Linked DNA regions of Homo sapiens: region 1 is linked to region 2. A link is an interaction called in ENCODE POLR2A ChIA-PET data of the cell type or tissue named here. Cell type or tissue: Panc1. All regions are shown on one strand. Links, peaks and the distances in the headings refer to the core of each region. The heading gives the core; the rest is flanking DNA.

Evidence for each region. Peaks named below come from ENCODE experiments on the same cell type or tissue, not always from the same donor. Only the 100,000 strongest peaks of a DNase experiment are listed, where the experiment ranks them.
Region 1: POLR2A ChIA-PET joins it to region 2 with 14 read pairs; 1 of 35 experiments calls an interaction of 5 or more read pairs at or near these places.

The regions. Positions count from the first base shown.
Region 1 is chr17:72,095,134-72,099,520 of GRCh38, forward strand. All of the region lies in intron 2 of SOX9-AS1 (SOX9 antisense RNA 1), which reads right to left. Among named protein-coding and RNA genes, the nearest start is that of SOX9-AS1, 19 kb to the right of the region's middle. In Panc1, for the core only: no CTCF peak of the experiment used is centred there; DNase peaks (open chromatin) are centred at 2,248 and 2,478.
Region 2 is chr17:72,378,694-72,383,080 of GRCh38, forward strand. No RefSeq gene overlaps it. Among named protein-coding and RNA genes, the nearest start is that of LINC02003, 38 kb to the left of the region's middle. RefSeq lists an enhancer at 160-736 and silencers at 2,250-2,299, 3,095-3,389. In Panc1, for the core only: no CTCF peak of the experiment used is centred there; no DNase peak of the experiment used is centred there; H3K27ac peaks cover 245 bases.

The DNA of each region.
Region 1 (4,387 bases), core at 125-4,124, 280 kb before region 2:
ATCATTTTAAAATGAGGAAACTGAGGCACCTAAAGGCAAGCTGCCCAAGCTCACACAAGTGAACTGTTCAGCTCTTTCTTCAGATTACCCCATCCCATGCCCACTGTGCACACACCCTGAGCAGCAGCCTCCAACCTCAATATCCTCTACCCTTCCCAAAGGCGCCACCAGCTCCTTTACACAGTTTAGTTTTCCCTTCTCCCGACAATGGCCGTCTGTAAGAGGCCCCAGGTGCCTGGAATTTGAAATTGTTTTTCTTCCCTCCCTTCCTGAGGACCAGATTGTTCCTAAGCTCCAGGCTGCCTGGCCAGTGCAGGCCTGACTTGCTGGCACCTAGGGTTGCATTAAGGATATGGATTTGTTTTTGCAGGACTGCTCATGAGCGATGGAGTGCTGGCGTTGGCTTCCTTGTGAAAGGCACATGGCAACTAGGCATGTATTTGCAGGGAAGGAAACTTCAAGAATAAACAGAAAATACACACACTCCATATCCTGCCAGCCAAGCCCCAGCCTCCCCAGTTCTGACAGGTGATCCATTCTGACTTCCTTACTGAGCCACACACCCAAGCCAACTGAAAGCCTTGAAGCATGGCGGGTGGGAAGGAGCACAAACCCAGATTCTCCACATTCTAGGGGTGTGGGCTTGAAAACCTGAAACAAGGTCCACATCTGAAACCCAGGGAAAGCTATGCCTGCCTCTTAGAGTTATTGCGAGAATTGGAATTCAAGCTTATAACATGCCTATCCCAGGCCTGGAGAGTGGGTGCCAGGGCATGCTAGCCTTGTCAGCATTCTTTTTGGCTCCTCCAACATACCAGTCTTCTCTACCTCAGGGCCTTTGAATGTGCTCTTTTCTCTGCCTAGGATGCCCTCTCCCGTCCCTTCTCCTCTCACTCTCTCCTTGTGAATGACGCCCCTCATCCTCCAGGTTCCAGCTGAAATGTCATCTTCTCCAGGAGCCTTTTCCTAGCTACCCCTGATGCAGGAGAGAGCCCCCATCCTACCTCACCCCAATAATTGTTCTCTATATAGTTTGATTTCTTTGAATATTTATCACAATTTCTAATAATTTTTATTTGCTCTATCTTCCTGTCCAAATTTTAAGCTCCTTGAGGGCTGCTCTCTGCTGTGGCAGAATTTGTGCCTAGAATTAGACAGGGGCTCAATCAAAATCTGTTTAATTAATAAATAAATGCCATTACTTTGTGCAGGCTTAATTAGTTCAAGGGAGAGATCAATAACAGCCACTAGAACCCAGAATCCCTGACCCTGTGGGCAATTTTATCTCCAGCTGAGGTAAGATGAACAATAAATGGCAGTGGCAGAAAGAGGCATAGCCAAAAAGGCCAAGAACACTAATGGTCTTATTACCAGAAAGGACATTGCAAAAATGCAAATTTTTTATTGTGTGTTCTATAATATGGGGCCAGTATACTACACCAACTGGGCATTTCCACCCATTTCTGCTTGAGAATCTTCCCTACCTGAATGAATGTGTTGACTTAAAAACATCTAAACCACCTAAGAATTTAACAGCAGACTGGATGAAAAAAATACTGTCAGTGACAAGTTAATACATAGGAATTCACAATTAAGTTCTATCGTACAATACAGATTTCTGAGGGCCTTGGATTACAAACAAATGTGATTCTACACTTGATAGCTGAAAAACTTGCTCAGAAAATAAAATACAAAATTTCTAAACCATTCCAGAGACCTATTTAAAAAAGCATAAAATAGTCTACAATAACGATTTGGTTAAGTGCTTTGAAGGTCAGAGTGAGTTAGAGTTAGTTAGGAAAAAATTAAAAGAAAGCGTTTTGGCCAAGGTCTTGAAGAGAGTGATTGAACAGAGATTGGCACCAAAAAATTATAACGTTTTAGAACTGGAAGAAGGATTATTTTTATTATTAAACATAGCCCACTTATTTACAAATGCAGAAAATGGAGCCCAGTGTTCCCCACCCCCTCACCCAGTTCCTGCAGGAGAGGAGGGTCAGGACATTAGGAGCCGGGGCTCCCAGTCTTTCCACTACATCACCCAGGCCATTTTAGAAGGAGGTGGGGCAACATCTCAGCCAGGGCACCAAAACGAGTGAGCAGGATGTGGCAGTGGCTGTAGCAACCAAACTAGGCTAGGAGTGCAGAGACGTGACAAGAAACGCTCGAAGGTGGACGGAGGGTGGCCGGCGGCCACCTCATACAACACCCTTATTTTTGGCCTGTTGACTTGCTGAGCAGCACCTGAGTCATCCCCCTCAAGGCTTGTAACCAACTCAAATAGAGGAGCTTACACATCACCCTTTCACTTTGGGCATCGTGGGTGCCCACCAAATATGTGTTGATTTGCTTTGACTCTGATGCTCGGCCTTTAAGTGTGAGATGGGGGAGTCTGTGTTTGCTACCACCAGAGGGTGTTCTGTTTATGCTAGAAAAGTGCAGAGCAGGAAAAAAAGATATAAACCACCTCTTTTATAGATAGCAGGCATTGCTCCTTTTGAATTAAAATGCTTTTGTTAGTGTGGAAAGAGTTGAGCTGGAAGAATGTGTCAGAGGCTGGAAGAACAGCACAGAGGTGCCATTTTTGCCCTCCCTTTGCTACATCCAAGCATGGTACCATGGGTGTGGTCCCCTTTCTCGAGCTGGAGAAAGAGCCTCCCCAGAGACATTTGGATTCCAGCTCTGTTTTTTAATAGCCACATGACCTTGGGCATGACTTTGACCTCTGTGAGCCGCACTCCCCTCTTCTGCTAGCATTTGGGGAAGCATTTCAGCATTGTGCCATGGCAAACAGCAGGTGCTCAAAAAATACCAATTCTTCTTTACTTACTGATAAAAGTAGCCCAAGGGGAGTGGACAGGCTGCATGGAGACAGGGAAAGCAACTCTTCAGTGGTCTGGTGGCAGAAAAATGGGAGTTTGGGGAAGACAAATGGGAAGTTCATTTTCATGCTGCTGATAAAGATACCAGAGAGTGGGTAATTTATAAAGAAGAGGTTTAATGGACTCACAGTTCCATGTGACTGGGGAGGCCTCATACTCATGGTGGAAGGTGAAAGGCACGTCTTACACGGTGGCAGCCAAGAGAGAATAAAAGCCAAGTGAAAGAGGGAACCCCTTATAAAACCATCAGATCTCATGAGACTTATTCACTACCATGAGAACAGTATAGGGGAACTGCACCCATGATTCAGTGACTCCCACCAGGTCCCTCCCACAACACGTGGGAATTATGGGAGCTACAATTTAAGATGAGATTTGGGTGGGGACACAGCCAAACCTTATCAATAGAGCACTGAGGAATTGTCAAATCAGGAAACAAACCCAAAAACTTCTCAAGAGGAAGAAATGGGGCCATGGTTAGAAATGAAGAGCAAGGTTCAGAACACTTGGGCATGCAGCCCAGTACCACCAAGGCAAGAGCATTTGAGCAAGTTCTATTCCCTCTTTGGATCTCAGCATTTTCAAGTAAAAATAAGGAAGTTTTAATATTGATCGCTGAAGGTCCTTATAGCTCTATGGTTCAATGGCATCATACATGACCACGGCAAAGGGGAGAGGCTGGAGCAAAGGAAACTCCTCCCTGGTTGTCTTTCTCATCAAGGGCAGAAGCCAAATAGACAATCACATCAGGACCTAGTGGACTTAATGATCCTCAGAATAGTGTCAAAGAGATAAAGGTGAAGTGCGCTATTTTCAGCCCAGAGGGTCTCCATTCTTTCCAGGTTCCAGCTATATTGGGGCAAGTTGCATGGGAGGCGTATTAAAGGGAACAATCCAGTCTATCACAAAAGGCCCTGAGATTGGACGGCGTGGTAAGAAAATCCATTAAAACCGCCTCTGGCTTTGACCATGTTTGCCTATAAATTAAGCTCTGGTACCTAAGCCATTTTCTCTTTCCTGCCCTTCCAGGTTGAAGGAAGAGAAGCTAAGAGGATGAAATAGGAATTCAAAGTGCAAGTCCATCATACCAAAGAGCTGTCTCAATTACATCCTGACCCCTTTTAGTAATGTGGCCAGGGGTGTGCTTGCAGTTGGTTTAGTCCCCTGACATTTCACCACCTCCAAGATAGGCCTGGGACTGCTGAGACCCCAGTGGTAACCAAACCAAGGATCCTGAGAACTTCCCAGTGCCCAAGCTGGCAAACAAAAGAACATGAGTGTTGTTTGGGTTAGGTAAGCCGATACTGCTCTTCCTTTCCAAACTATCTGGGTCTGTGGAAGCTGGATATATTAGTTTCCGAAGGTTGCAATAACAAGGGACCACAAACGGGGTGGGGGTAGGTGGGGAGGGGGTTAAAATAACAGAAATGTATTTTCTCAGAGTCCTGAAGGATAGAAGTCTAAAATCAAGGTATCAGCAGGGCCATGTTCCCTCCGAAGGTTCT
Region 2 (4,387 bases), core at 137-4,136:
TTCTCTTAAAGGTGAGTGTGCAGGCAGGGGGAGGGCGGAAAGATGGGGGCAAGGGGTGGTGTGTCATAAAATGTCCTGAGGACATAAACTTTGCAGGGCCCAGCCCCCCACTCGCTGCTTGCGTTCATTAGCACGGAGGCCGCAGACCCCCTCGGCAGACCCTGCCTATGCCTGCCCTGGGCTCCTGGAGGACTCCTGCTGGGGGCCGGAGGGCTGCCTGGCGCCGCTGGGCGAGCAACTTCAGGGATGGAGCCAGGCCAGCGCCGGCTCCCCACACATGGTCATTACCTCCCGAAAACCCAGGAGTTATTACAATTAAAACACGTTGCAGGGGGGAGTGAGGGCTGGGGGAGGTCCCTTTAGGAAGGAACACTGGGATTAGAAGAAATTAGAGCAGTTGTCTTGGCAACGCAGCCAGGCTGGGCCTACCCTGTGATTATTTCAATGGGAACAGCAGGATGGGGGCTGAGTGGGGCTGGGATAGGGGGTGCTGGAGACCCATGTACCCAGCTGCATGGGTGAGAGCTGTGCTCTGCTCTCAGAATGGGACTCAGCAGCCAGGGAAAACGCTCCCCAGGGTGATTCCTGCCGGCTGTCCTGTTCTCTGTAATTGCTACTTATCCCGTGAAACACTGAGTAGATGGCCCTCTGTCCTCCAGGGAGTTCAAACCCCAGACCTCTGTGATCCTTTTCTTTTTAAAACAGAACTCTCCCAAGAGGGCCCCCGCTCTCCCGGCTTCATGGGTGGAAATGGCCCGGCCTGGTTTCCTATCAGTTCAACTCTGGCCGTTCAGAGCCGCAGGTCAAACCCAACCATCCCTTTTTCTAGGTGGCCTCGAAGCAAGGTGGAATAGAAAGCACAAGAGGTGTGCATGGCGGGAGAGGCAGGAGAGCTGGGGGAGTGAAAACGTTTTGGAAGTAGGCCCATGATAATGAGCAAGATGGAATCTGTGCCTGGGACACCTCCAGGCACCAGCACGGGATTGGGGTCTCTACGGAATGGGAATCCCGGTCTGGCAGAGCTACAGGGCCTGCGAAAGAGAAAACAGTAATTAGTTCTCCATCTTTCTGCTTGTCTCAGCAGCCCCGAGCATGTTTGGCAGACGGGCGAGGAGAACCTGTTTGGAAACCACTGGGGGAGAAGAGGATGGGGTGAGGGGGGAAGGGACAGGAGGAAGAAGAATCCAGTCTCCAAGCTTCCGGGGGTAGTTCTTGGCAAATTCCCACATCCCCAGTCTCATTTCCTCTGGAACTACCTTAGGGAGTCTAATAGCAGAGAGAGGCCTAGAAACACCAGACCCAGTACACCAGAAGTTTCAGGTGTACCAGGTGAGCGTTCCATGTGGAAGGTTAACTGGACCGGAGGCAAGGCCCCCTCAGAACCCAAAGCTGGAGATCTCTGAGCTGCCTAAGCCCAGCCAGGAGATGACATTTAGGAACATTCTCTTCCTAGCCTCCCCGTCCCTTTTGAAAACTGATGATTTCCAACCTCAGGTAGCCACTGTCGGTTGTTTGGGGCCTTCAGGAGAGCTTTTCCTATTTGTATGTGCAAGGTCTGAGGTGTTCTGATGGAAAACACATGTTCTTAGAATTTGGCCTAAGTACAAGACTTAGCCACTGATTCCACGTGACCTTCAGCAACTCATTCAACATCTGTTTCCTTATCTATAAAAGTATCATCTAATTTACAGTGTCATCATGAAGGCTTGAAATAATGGACTTAAAATGCCTAGCTTTAGGGTAACAAGTCTTCCCCATTTGTCTAGGTCGGACGGGTTCCCAGGACTTTCAGGTTTAATGTCAGGCAGTCCCAGGTGAACGGGACAAGGTGGCCACCCTACCAACTACTGAGTATGCATGAAGTGGTGGGGGCGGGGGGCAGCTATTTTATGTTGGGGTCTTACTCCTTTGTAAAATTCTTGACACATTCTGTGTATATAAGTGCAAAAAGTATATATACATACACACATCCATATACATGAACTTTCCAGAGATAAACTGGGAGGCAATTATTCGCATTTCAAAAAAAAAAAAAAAACCTCCACCTGGCAAAATGATAAAATCCAGCATCCTTCTGTACAAGATTGAGGCAGAGAAAGAGACTGTGTGTGATGGAAAATTCAGAGATAATAAGCTGATGGATTGGAAAGCAATGAGAAATCATTTCTGAGAGCCTTTCATTTCTGGGGGAAACCCCAGCACTTTCAGAAGATTCTCTGTGCCCAGCTTTGCTGGACTCTCTCTAGCTACAGAGCCCAGTGCACCTATAGCATGGCTCCTTCGTGCATTGGCAGGAGATCACCAGCAGCCATTGGTCTGGGGAAGTGCTGTCAGGCTGGGGGTCAGAGGAGAGGGTCAAAAGCCTCCATGATGTGCTCCAAGTTCTAACTTGGCATTGCTTTTCATCACAGGAGAACTCTGTTTATTTTATTTTATTTTTTTTTTGAGACAGAGTTTCACTCTTGTTGCCCAGGCTAGAGTGCAATGGCGCGATTTTGGCTCACTGCAACCTCTGCCACCTGGGTTCAAGCGATTCTCCTGCCTCAGCCTCCCAAGTAGCTGGGATTACAGGCACGTGCCACCACACCCGGCTAATTTTGTATTTTTAGTAGAAACAGGGTTTCCCCATGTTGGTCAGGCTGGTCTCAAACTCTCAACCTCAAGTGATCTGCCCGCCTTGGCCTCCCAAAGTGCTGGGATTACAAGTGTGAGCCACCGCACCTGGCCCTCCGTTTATTTTTCTACCTTCCCCTTGGTTCAGAGGGTTCAGGCTGCCCAGCTTTTATCAACTCTAAAAAAGCTTCAGGTGGGGAGTTCGTGCACCAATCAAAAACACCAGCATCACATCATCTTGCTGGAGTTTTTTGTCGTTGTTGTTGTTTTTAACCACCTAGTTCTTGGAACAACAGGTGAGAGAGAATAGGAGGGAAAGGAAGATGATAAAAAGATCGCAATACCCTCCCCATTCCCCCAGCTTCAAAACTCAGAGGCGACGGCTGAATAATGCAGGCAGCTTGGTCTGGTGGGGGATCTTCAGAAGCAATGGAATCACGTGGAGCAGGCCAAGCTGAGACCCTAACCCGGCTCCACCACAACCCACCTCAGCCTGGGCTCCAGGGTCTGCAGGTGCAAGCCACCAGCTGAGCAAGGGGTAAGGGGAGGTGCAATGAGGGCCTTCTGGCTGTCCTCCCCTCTTTTGTCCTCCCCTCCCCACCACCACCTGATGCTTTCAGGTGAAACCTGAGCCATGTGGCTACAACCACAATCAGTTTAATGAGCTTCATTCACTCCCAGTCTAAATCGGGAAGAAAAAAGGCCCCGCTGGAAACACATCCTGTCTCCTCCTCGGTGAGGTGACAGTGGGGCCGGGCACAGCAAGGGGGAAGGATATTAGAAGGTGCTGAAAAGGGAGAGCTCTCCCTTCTCCCCATTGGAGGGATCAAAGCCTTTATTTAATGTGGCCAGAGCAGATCACAGAGCCTCCAGGAGTGCTGGCTCCTCCCTGGCATCCCAGCCTCCCTGAGGCTCATAGGCTCACGTGGTCCCAGATTCCAGCAGGCCAGCCCCATGGAGGCTAAGATTGCATCCTAGGGAGCAAACGGTGGCTGCCGGAAGTAGCCCAACCTTGCCAGACCACATAAGGCTGGAGACACAGGCAGCAGGATGGTGTGTTGAGGGGGTGGGGAGGGGCTTGGCAGTGATGCCTGGGTTTATTTCTTGGATTGTTATTTTGGTGAGAGGTGCCCTCAACATCTTGGATAACTAAGGCTGGGTCCTGCATGGAAGAGAGAGCTGAACCAAAGGTTATGTGACCACACAATGTCCCCCCATCTCTATCCGAGCCTATTTCTGCCATCGCATTTACCAAACTACTTTGACATCCTCTCTTTCCTTGCCCCTCTTCTTCTCTCTCTTTCACCTCTTAGAAGGCAAGACTGAGCTTTTTTTCGTGCCTTTGTATCCCATGCAGACAGTAAGCACTAAATAAATGTTTGCTTACCTAAATAGATTCTTTACAGCTTTATCATGATCCATGTCTTGGGAGAGAATCTCCCTGGCCGACAGGCCAAATCCCAGGAGTCCAGACAGAGCCTCCAGGCCTCTTCCTACCTCTTGCCTCCACTTTTCTACACATTTCGCCAAAGGAGGCTGGGAACTCGCTCCACTACTGTGCCACACCAATTAACAACAACAACAAAAAACACAAGCCATAGAGGAGGAAAAGTAGCAAAGGAAAAAAAAAAAACAGACAAGGAGGAATGAAATGTGCATGTGTACACATATAATACGAGTTAGCCTATCCCAAAGCCCCCTGGACAGAAACCAAACAGGAAATCGAGAATCATTACCAAATGCACTTCCCCGGCTCGCCCAGCTCCTGGCCCCC